Linked DNA regions of Homo sapiens: regions 2 and 3 are each linked to region 1. The links are chromatin contacts, found by Hi-C in ENCODE. All regions are on one chromosome and are shown on one strand. Each heading gives the region's core, a stretch centred on a gene start or an enhancer-like site at or near the end of the contact. The rest is flanking DNA. Distances are from core to core; before and after follow the strand shown.

Region 1 (2,948 bases), core at 182-2,681:
TAACAGTAAGAAGCTGGGCGCCCGTCTAAAACCAAATACTCAAACCAGGTGGTACCTGGAACATCCTATTGACAGGGCTGTTTTGGGACACACCCCCAGGCTGTGAGCAAGGGGAAATGTAGATGGACTGCCATACCATTGAATGAATTGTCAAGAAACTTCAACCTTGAAAAATAAGCCAGTTTGCTAATGACAACGGGATAAAGAAGAACACAAGCGGCTCCAGAAATAGAATTTGACCTGGATTATACCAAATCGTGTTTCCATTCGATGTATAAAATTTCTATAATTGGGAACCTAATTTTTTAAATACTACTCGGATACTCAAGAATAGAACAGAGGAAAAGTTGCATTTCCGAAGGGGCCAACTGTAAATTAGGTTTAGAAAGCCAGGACCAATTAAAAGTGCACGTCGACCAAATTTATTAAGTTCACTGTGCGTTCCCTGGGACCCAAACCCGTTTTCACTTCACTTCACTTGCCAAACTTCAGGGGCGCGTTCACCTCCACGGACGCCTGGGGGTGGATAGTATCAGACACAATGGCCATCTCCTCCAGATCCTCGTCGTACTTCACCTGCAGGCCGTCCAGGCCCCGCACGCCGCCCTCCACGCCGCACACCGCGACCAGCACGCGGTCGCCATCCGGGTAGGTGAGGGGGTCCAGGGGCCTCACGGCCAGGTGGCACGGGAGCCGCGCCCGCAGCCGACCGAACGGGCTCACCTGCAGTGTCCACTCCTTCAGAGTTCGGCGCGCCGGGCCAGGCGGAGGGACCTCAGTCTCCGATCCGGGCCAGCGCTCGCCCCTACCTGAGCTGTACGGCCTGGCTTGGCAAGCCCAGCAAGACCAGCGCCCAGCGCCAGCCCACAGTCGGACCTGACGGAGACAGAGACGGAAGCAGCCAAGCTCCCAACCTGAACAGGGGGCAAGCATGGCGCGCCTCTCTCGCCAGTCCTCAGAACACTTCAGCCACAGGGAGGGTCACTTGCCACGGCCAATCGACTTGGCCACTGTGCCGCCTCAAGTCAAATAGGAGACGTAAGTCAGGGTTTGCTGAAACAAGAGCGAGCCGGTTGGCTTGACTAGGCGATGTAAACATCAGCTGCGTAATCCCCAGGGGCAAGTTGGGATTTGAAAGCTCTGAACTCTGACCTGGACCCCTTGCCTAAGTCCACCCCCTTTCGCTAAGGCCGACGGGATACGTAGTTCTAAAGCGGTGGAAAGTCGCAGAGCTCCGCCTCTTAGAAACCACATATCCCAGGAGGCAATGCGCAGGGGAGCACGGGTAAGAGGGCAGGTGTTAGAATCGCTGGAAAGGCGGGCGCCCTTTGTTTCAAGACCATTGGCTATTGGAGGGGCGGTACATGGGAGGCCACTGGCCAATGGGAAGCACGGAAGGGGGCAACGAGGGTAAAGCTGCATGGTCACCTTGGATACCAAGGACGCGACTTCTTGTTTGGAGAGGGTGGAGCTTTGGAGTGAGACCCAGGAGGCCAAATCCCAAAGAGAAAAATAGGAGCCTAAATAAGGATCAGGACCAAGGGAAGGGGTAAGAAACTGCGCTTTTTAAGTTGACAACTAGGTGCAAACTAGGAGTAACCTATGTGGATGTCAAGATCCAAGCTTCACTAACCTAGTGCGGGCATCTCCAGGGCATGGAGAATGCCTTGGTAAGAGAGTAAAGAGCAAGATTGGTGCTTTTTGAGGGAATTGCCTCTTTGGAAGTGTATTCCCTCCTATATTCCAAATATAGGAATAGAGTACTTGCTCCGTCCTGACCCTAAGTGACCTTACTTTGGGTTTTAATTTGCTCACTTTAAAAATGTAGATGATAATACCTTCCTTGCCTTGCCTCAAAGGGTTTTTGTGAGGATCAAGTAAGAAAATGGATGGGACCGTGGTGCACAGTCTACCAAATTACCGTGTAAAGTACTGTATTTTTATTTCAACGTACTTAACATTGATTCTGAGTTACCAAGAAAATTATGAGAGATCAGAACTTGTTTTGAGAATAGCATTGATCTCTTTGACTACAAATGATCATCAGTTTTAGAGTGAAAAAAAAAAAGACACAAAAAAGAGAGTCACCATGGTGCGGTGGAAAGAGCAGGGACAAGGGTCAGATTATTTTCCTGGCTCTGCCACTGCTTCATCTGTGTCACCTAGACCTGTTTCTTTAGTTTTAAAATGAAGAAAGATGGTTCTAAATGACCCTATAAGGTGTGTGTGTGTGTGTGTGTGTGTGTGTGTGTGTGTGTGTGTGTGTGTGTGTGTTTACCTTTTATAATTCTATGGGCAGTAAAATAATGGGAACAGAAAGATTTATTTTCTTCTTTTTTTCTTCTTTCCTGCCTGGTTTCTCTCTCCCCCTCTGTGCCCCTACTTCCTCCTAAAATGTATTCCCTAAATTATTTAGCCAAGACACCTGCAAACACTAACATTTCATAAAATGCAAGTGCCTTAAAAAATTGAAGCCCTTACCCAAGTACAATGACCAGAATTCTTGGGGCTATCGTGATAGATAGACTGGGCTAAAGTTCTCATGGGTACAAGTCTCAGGTTCTCTGCTAGCCACTACCTTTTTAAAATTTTTAAAAATTCAGTGTTCTCTTAAGTTATCATTGCCTCTTTTCTGTCCTTCTAGTCCTTGCTCCCTCCTTATTCTTCTTTCGGTGAAGACTCACTCATTATAGGTGCTAGCTCAGGTTCAGCAAGGGCCCACTGCAATAGTTCTTTTCTTGTCTTTGTGTTTCATTGGTTATAATTATTCAGAATAATCTTCAAACTATTTTTTATGAAAATTGACAGGTGTAACTTTGAAAAGAAATTTGAAAAAGGCACTGGTTTAAGGAAGTTGAGAATGTACTCAAATTTTCTGTAGAAACACTAGACATTTTTAGATTAAATATTAATTCTTAATAGTTAATTCTGTGTCTATGGTAATTTTT
Region 2 (2,700 bases), core at 156-2,655, 640 kb after region 1:
CACTGTTTTTAATCGATAAAAGAGTATATATAGTAATGTTATATGTGTTTTGTATTTTCTTATATGATGGTAGAAGTTGTGAATTATATATATTTTAACAGGTCATTGTCCAGGATGGAGTGCAGTGGTGCGATCTCGGCTCACTGCAACTTCCCAGGTTCAAGTGATTCTTGTGCCTCAGTCACCCAAATAGCTGGGATTAGGCATGTGCCACCTTGGCCTCCCAAAGTGCTCGGCCTATTTAAAAAATCCTTTAAATTTTTAATATTTGTGGGTACATAGTAGATGTATATATTTATGGGGTACATAAGATGTCTTGATACAAGCATGCAATATGAAATAAGTGCATCATGGAGAATGAGGTGTCCATCTCCACAAGCATTTATCCTTTGAGTTACAAACAATCCAGTTAACAACACTCTTTTAGTTAAAATGTGCAATTATTACTGACTATAGTCACCCTGTTGTGCAGTGAAATCGTAGGCTTTATTCATTCTTTCTTTTTTTGTGTGTGCGCATTAATAGACTCCACTTCTTGATGACAGGAGTGGCAAAATCACATTGCACAGGAGTGAGCATACAGGCCTGGGAAGAATTTGGGGCCATTTGCAGTTGACCACGTTCGTTTTAGGTTTTCTAGCATCTGTATTTCATTCAAATATTCACTCAGACATTTATTGTGCTCCTGTGTTCTACCGTAGGGATAGAAAAAGGCAAATAAAATAGGAATTTTCTCTGTCAAGAAATAAATTAGATTTCTGTCTTGTCACTATGTTTAATCAGTGTACATACTCTGGAACCCTGTACTAAGAACTGTGAGAATGTGAAAACTGGAGTAGTTGTTTTCTAACCACCCTTCCTCCACTTCCAAACTCTAAATCTTATTTTTATTGTATTGTGGTTCTAAGTTATTTCTCAGGTAACTTATGTCAAAGTGTTAACTGATGATTAAAAGTCTATTATTTTAATAATGAAACTTATTAAATCTGATCTGACTGTTAGACCTGCTTCACTGTAGAGTTGGGGCAGAACACTAGCATTTGTTGAATTTGTGCTGGGGCCATTCACTGTGTTAGGCTACTAAAAGCAATTTGATGTTTCATCTTTGAAACATTGCTTGCCTTTGTACTAAATTTTCATTTTGACCAATTGTGCCTGCCCCATGCTCCCCAAATACTTAAGAACTGATCTATACAAAATATCGTGTCAGGGACCAGATGCTCTAATAATAATCAAAAAGCTTTCCCCCTTTATTTTACTAATTTTAAAATGGATAATACTTTCGTTCTTATTTTAGTTGCCGTTATATGGGTATTTTTGAAATAAAATGTTGGTTAAATATTGCCTATTTTGATTAGAAACCATCTGCCAGAAGTGATGGATAATGGCTCCCCCTTGTGGCACAGTCATTTATGACATGTTTAGATTGCCTCAGAATGTCCTGAGCAGGCCTTGTTTTTAAAAATAAGGGACTCTCCTCCCCACCCGCTAAAAAAAACCTCAGCAGAATTGAATCAACAGCTTCTGCTCCCACCCCCCTCAATTCTTTGGCTCTAATAATGATCCTGTTTTTGTATTTTCTTCACATTGGTGCTGATACAAGCTAAAAATATCTGTATCTCCATATTTATGGTGGATCACTATGAAGGTATTCTGAGGAACTTTTAATATCTTGGAATGTTGATAGGTATACTAAAACAAGTACAAAAAAAACAGGTTTTGAAGTCCAAAATAGTGTAATGCTGGACCAAATAAGTAATATTTGTTTGCAGTGAGACTCCTCAGAAACTTTAATAGCCAGTGTGCGTGGTGAGCCTCCTAAACAAGAAGGGTTTTCCAAACTTAGTGGACTGTAGAGCTCTCTCTTCAGGGAACATGTTTTGGGAAACAGCAGGTTGTTTCAAGTGAGTCGTTCTTTGGGGTTTTTTAAAAAATTACTTGTTATTACTATATTTGCCTTTTCCCCCTTGCAGCAGTTTTCGTAATTACATAAGAGAAAACAGCAATAAGTAAAAAATCTTATAGATTTGTTTTTGGCAACATATTTCCTGTTAAGAATAGGCTACTTTTTTCCCTTTGTAGCAAGCCCACCTCAGAATCCTAAAGTGTTTTTTTTAAAGATTACATTATATAAGTCGAATATTAGTTTAAACAATTATTTCATTTTATGTTAACCAAAGCTTCTCAGATTTTGGTATTGACACTTACTGGCAATGGGTACAATAGGTCTCCTACTTCTGCTTTCTTTTTTCCCTTCATAATATTTATAGAGAATATACAAGGGGAAAAGTGAAAATGTGGCCATGATGGTCATGGGGTTTTGTGGGGAGGGGGAGGAGATTTAGATTAAATATGTTATATTTCTTCTGAAGGCCACTATTTAAATATAAGCTTTTCCACAAATACATAATTATCATGCCTGTCTTTTATTGTGTTCTGACACATCTATATACCTAAATCAAGAGGAACTATATGTATAATCTTTGTAATTCAGTGCATTTCTTTTTTTAGAAAGCAAGTATATTCTATTATTATTTTTTATTTAGTTAACTTATTTTTTGAGACTGAGTTTCACTTTTATCACCCAGGCTGGAGTGCAGTGGTGCGATCTCGCTGGCTGCAACCTCCGCCTCCTGGGTTCAAGCATTCTCGTGCCTCACTCAGCCTCCTGAGTAGCTGGGATTACAGGCACCTGCCACC
Region 3 (3,007 bases), core at 87-2,586, 680 kb after region 1:
GAATTTGGAAGCAGGGTTGGAGGGGTGTGTGTTGATTAATAACCATGGATGGATTTCATCCCGTAAATTGCACAATCCCCACCTCCAATCTATCAGGCCGTTTTTGTGAACCTCTGAAAAACGGTTTATGATTATACACTTGCTTAAACCTAACTGTTCCATCTGCTATCGGATAAGACAAGCTTCATTTTTTTCTTACATTTGGCTGTACTTACCACAGGTGCTTTAGGGCTGGAGGTGAAAGGATGCAAGTAACAATCTTATTGTGCCTACAAGATTTATAATGTGGGATGCAACAAAATTCTGTTATGTTCTTGCACGGAAATACCCTCAATGGGGAAGCACTGCTGATACTTAAATGACGATTGAAGGATTGTACGCCTGTATGCTGAGCTACAACGATGACATACGATCCCAGTTTTACATTTACGTCTTCATCAATTTGAGCAGTCGTTATGTTTCCTACTATTCTCTCCACAAGAAAGGGGGAGGTGCGTACTCCAAAAATGTGCTCAACTAAAATGTTTCCCATTTAAGGTGGTTATTTCTGGCACTAGGAAGACAGTTAAATATTTGTTAATGATTCCTTACTCATTTTTAAAACCTTCGGAGTTACCCCTGTATGGACATATATAGAGCCCCACCCACATAGCCCACGGCTGGGTATCAGCCCCCATTTCCCTTCTCTCGCCACTGCCAGTAGTCTACCAAGTGAACCTGCCTCATCCCAAAGATAATTTTGCTTCATGAGCCCACATATTTATTCTTCTTCATAATGAGTCGCTTTTGAAAAGCCCGTGCAGCAACAGCCTTGGCCAAAGGAACAGCGTTCTGCTTACAACTTAGCTCATCTGGGGGCCTATTTGCCCCTGGAACTTCAGGACGCTCCTAAACTATACTTGCCCTTCTGCAAACACCGACAGTCGGCTCGCGGCGCCCCACCGGGACGCTCCCCTTTCATGGGCTGTAAGCCCAGCACATGCTGGAGTTTAACACGGTTCCTGCTGGATGCGCACAGAAGCCCTGGAGCCAAGCAGGCGTGTGCGCGTTTGGGGCTGGCTGTGTGATGGGTTGAGGGTCGGCCGCACAGCCCACGGAAGCATCAGGAGACCAGCGCCGGCGTACGGTGCGGGCTAGGGCAGAGCCCCAGACTCACCTGGCAGCGCTGCCGGCCGGAAAGCGGAGAGGGACGCGAAGATCAGCAAATTCGCCAGTTTGGATCCTTGTCCTTTTCCGCCCTTTTCCCCCCATTAAATCCAGAACCCGTCACATGATAATTAAGAAAAAACTTCAGTTCCGCCTCCTCAAACGACTGCGGTAGAGGATCTCTCAGTTCTACCTCAGTGCCGCGCCCACATCCGGGGCTGGTTCTCACCGCCCCTGAGCCTACCCTATAGGTAGAGAGGACGCCAATCTGGATTCAGAGGTCCCTTTTCCGCGGTAATTGGACCATTTGTCCGCCAGTGCAAACCAACCGACCTTTCCTTACTTTCGGGTTCGACAGAAAGGCGGCAATAAAAAGACCCATTGGTCCCGCCTCTCTACTGTCACGGGTTAGTAGGGAAGTCAGTCCAAGATCAGCCTGGAGTTTCCGTGCTCCCATTGGGCCCACAGATGTTAATCAGAGCAGCCGGCGCTCAGCTCCGCCCTCTCGGGACGCCCCGCCCCTCCTCCCATCCTCCCTGCCCGCGCGCAGTGACTGCAGGCTCCGGCGCAAAATCCTGCGGGAGAGGGGGTGGGGCAACCCTCTGGAGGCAGCGCGCCCGCGGGCAGCCTCGTTGTGGCTCCTTGGGCTCTGTTGGCGGCGGCGCTAGCTTCGGAGTCTCCCGCGCGCACCTCAGCCGCCTCCTAGCGGCGCGGCGCTCGCTCCTACGGTAAGAGCGGCATCACCTCCGCGCTCGGGTGGGCAGTGTGGAGGTCGTCGAGTTCTGACAGAATTTCGAGGATGGATCGGGACGAGGGAGGAGAGCGGTCGTCGGGATGGAGGTGGGGGCTCCGGGGCCAACGCGTCGCCCTCCGTCGCCGGCGACTTTCCCGGCAGTCTCCCGTACCTGAGGGCCGGGGTCAGCCGCGACCCCTTCTCATCAGTCGGCCGGTGGCGGAGGCTCAGCCGCCTTCCTCCCGAGCTCGCGCGGTCCTCAAGTCTTGATGGTGACGGGCCGAAGCCCAGCGCGCCACCCGCCCCTCGGGCCCCGCTTCCAGGCCCCTGTCCTTTGCTTCCTTCCCTTGGCGCTGTGCTGAGGGGTCGTCGGGTCCTGGAAGGGCGTTCAGGGGTCTCGGGTGGCTAGCCCGGCTGGCGGGGAGATGTCAGCTAGCGGCCGGAGGAGCGGGCTCGGGAGGGGGCGGCGGCTCGCGCGCTGGAGGAGGTGGAAGGAGGGTCGCTGCCCTGCCCCCTCTGAGCAGGCGGCAGTCGAGTTTTCTGATCCCAACACGGCGGAGTGGGTGCTTAAGGCATGGGCCTTAAGGGATAGTTCCCGTCTGGAAACAATACCGTGCTCCATCAGCATGCTTCAGCTTTTCTTATTTTTATCTGCCCAGTGTTGACAGCCAGCATTCTGGTATTGTCCTTCGAGTCATGGCTTTCTAACTCAGCACCTCCTTGTGTAACTTCAGGGATCATTCTGTCACTAATCTGTCACCCTTCTTATTTTTAGCGTGGCGAAAACAAGGAACTGCCTTATACTAACCTGGGCAGTGCAGAATCTGGAACAATTTATTAATCTCAGTGTGTACTTTACATGCCAAGTAATTTTGAAATTCATGGTGAATATTAAATATTTTGTAGTTTTCGGTTGCTTTCTTTGTTAATAGTATATCCTCCTTGCTTTGAGACTACTTTTCAGGTGTGATACTTTAATCTTAAGGTTTTTGGTTAGCTTTTGCCATTTTTAAACGTTTCTTTCATTTTTTTTTTCTCCAAGACTTTGGCAAGAGACTTAGTATTTGATCTTGTTTTCAGGTATTTTTGTAAAGTTTATTTTCTTTCAAACTGGGCTTTTTTCACCAT

The links. Hi-C counts contacts between places; a loop is a spot of excess contacts on that map. Pooled maps may share reads with other maps.
Region 2: a map with no recorded cell type shows a loop between it and region 1 (12-fold over the local background). The contact joins the enhancer-like site here to the promoter of CCDC146 in region 1. A Hi-C loop is called at or near these places in 1 of 37 single-sample maps with no recorded cell type and 5 of 50 pooled maps.
Region 3: a loop to region 1 is called in a map of naive thymus-derived CD4-positive, alpha-beta T cell, with 8 times the contacts of the local background. The contact joins the promoter of TMEM60 here to the promoter of CCDC146 in region 1. A Hi-C loop is called at or near these places in 1 of 168 maps with a recorded cell type or tissue (naive thymus-derived CD4-positive, alpha-beta T cell) and 11 of 50 pooled maps.

The regions. Positions count from the first base shown.
Region 1 is chr7:77,121,184-77,124,131 of GRCh38, forward strand. It overlaps CCDC146 (coiled-coil domain containing 146), which reads left to right and starts at 1,432. Exons shown (of 19, transcript NM_020879.3): 1 at 1,432-1,549. It also overlaps the pseudogene FAM185BP. RefSeq lists enhancers at 221-722, 723-1,222 and a silencer at 1,118-1,217.
Region 2 is chr7:77,758,091-77,760,790 of GRCh38, forward strand. The region is part of intron 3 of RSBN1L (round spermatid basic protein 1 like); the gene reads left to right. Among named protein-coding and RNA genes, the nearest start is that of TMEM60, 39 kb to the right of the region's middle. Within about 2 kb of position 1,406, at least 5 of the 41 ENCODE cell types and tissues checked have a DNase peak (open chromatin) inside an H3K27ac peak, as active enhancers do.
Region 3 is chr7:77,797,098-77,800,104 of GRCh38, forward strand. TMEM60 (transmembrane protein 60) reads right to left here and starts at 1,337. Exons shown (of 2, transcript NM_032936.4): 1 at 1,157-1,337. PHTF2 (putative homeodomain transcription factor 2) reads left to right here and starts at 1,676. Exons shown (of 19, transcript NM_001395272.1): 1 at 1,676-1,874. RefSeq lists an enhancer at 1,097-1,206 and a silencer at 1,617-1,756.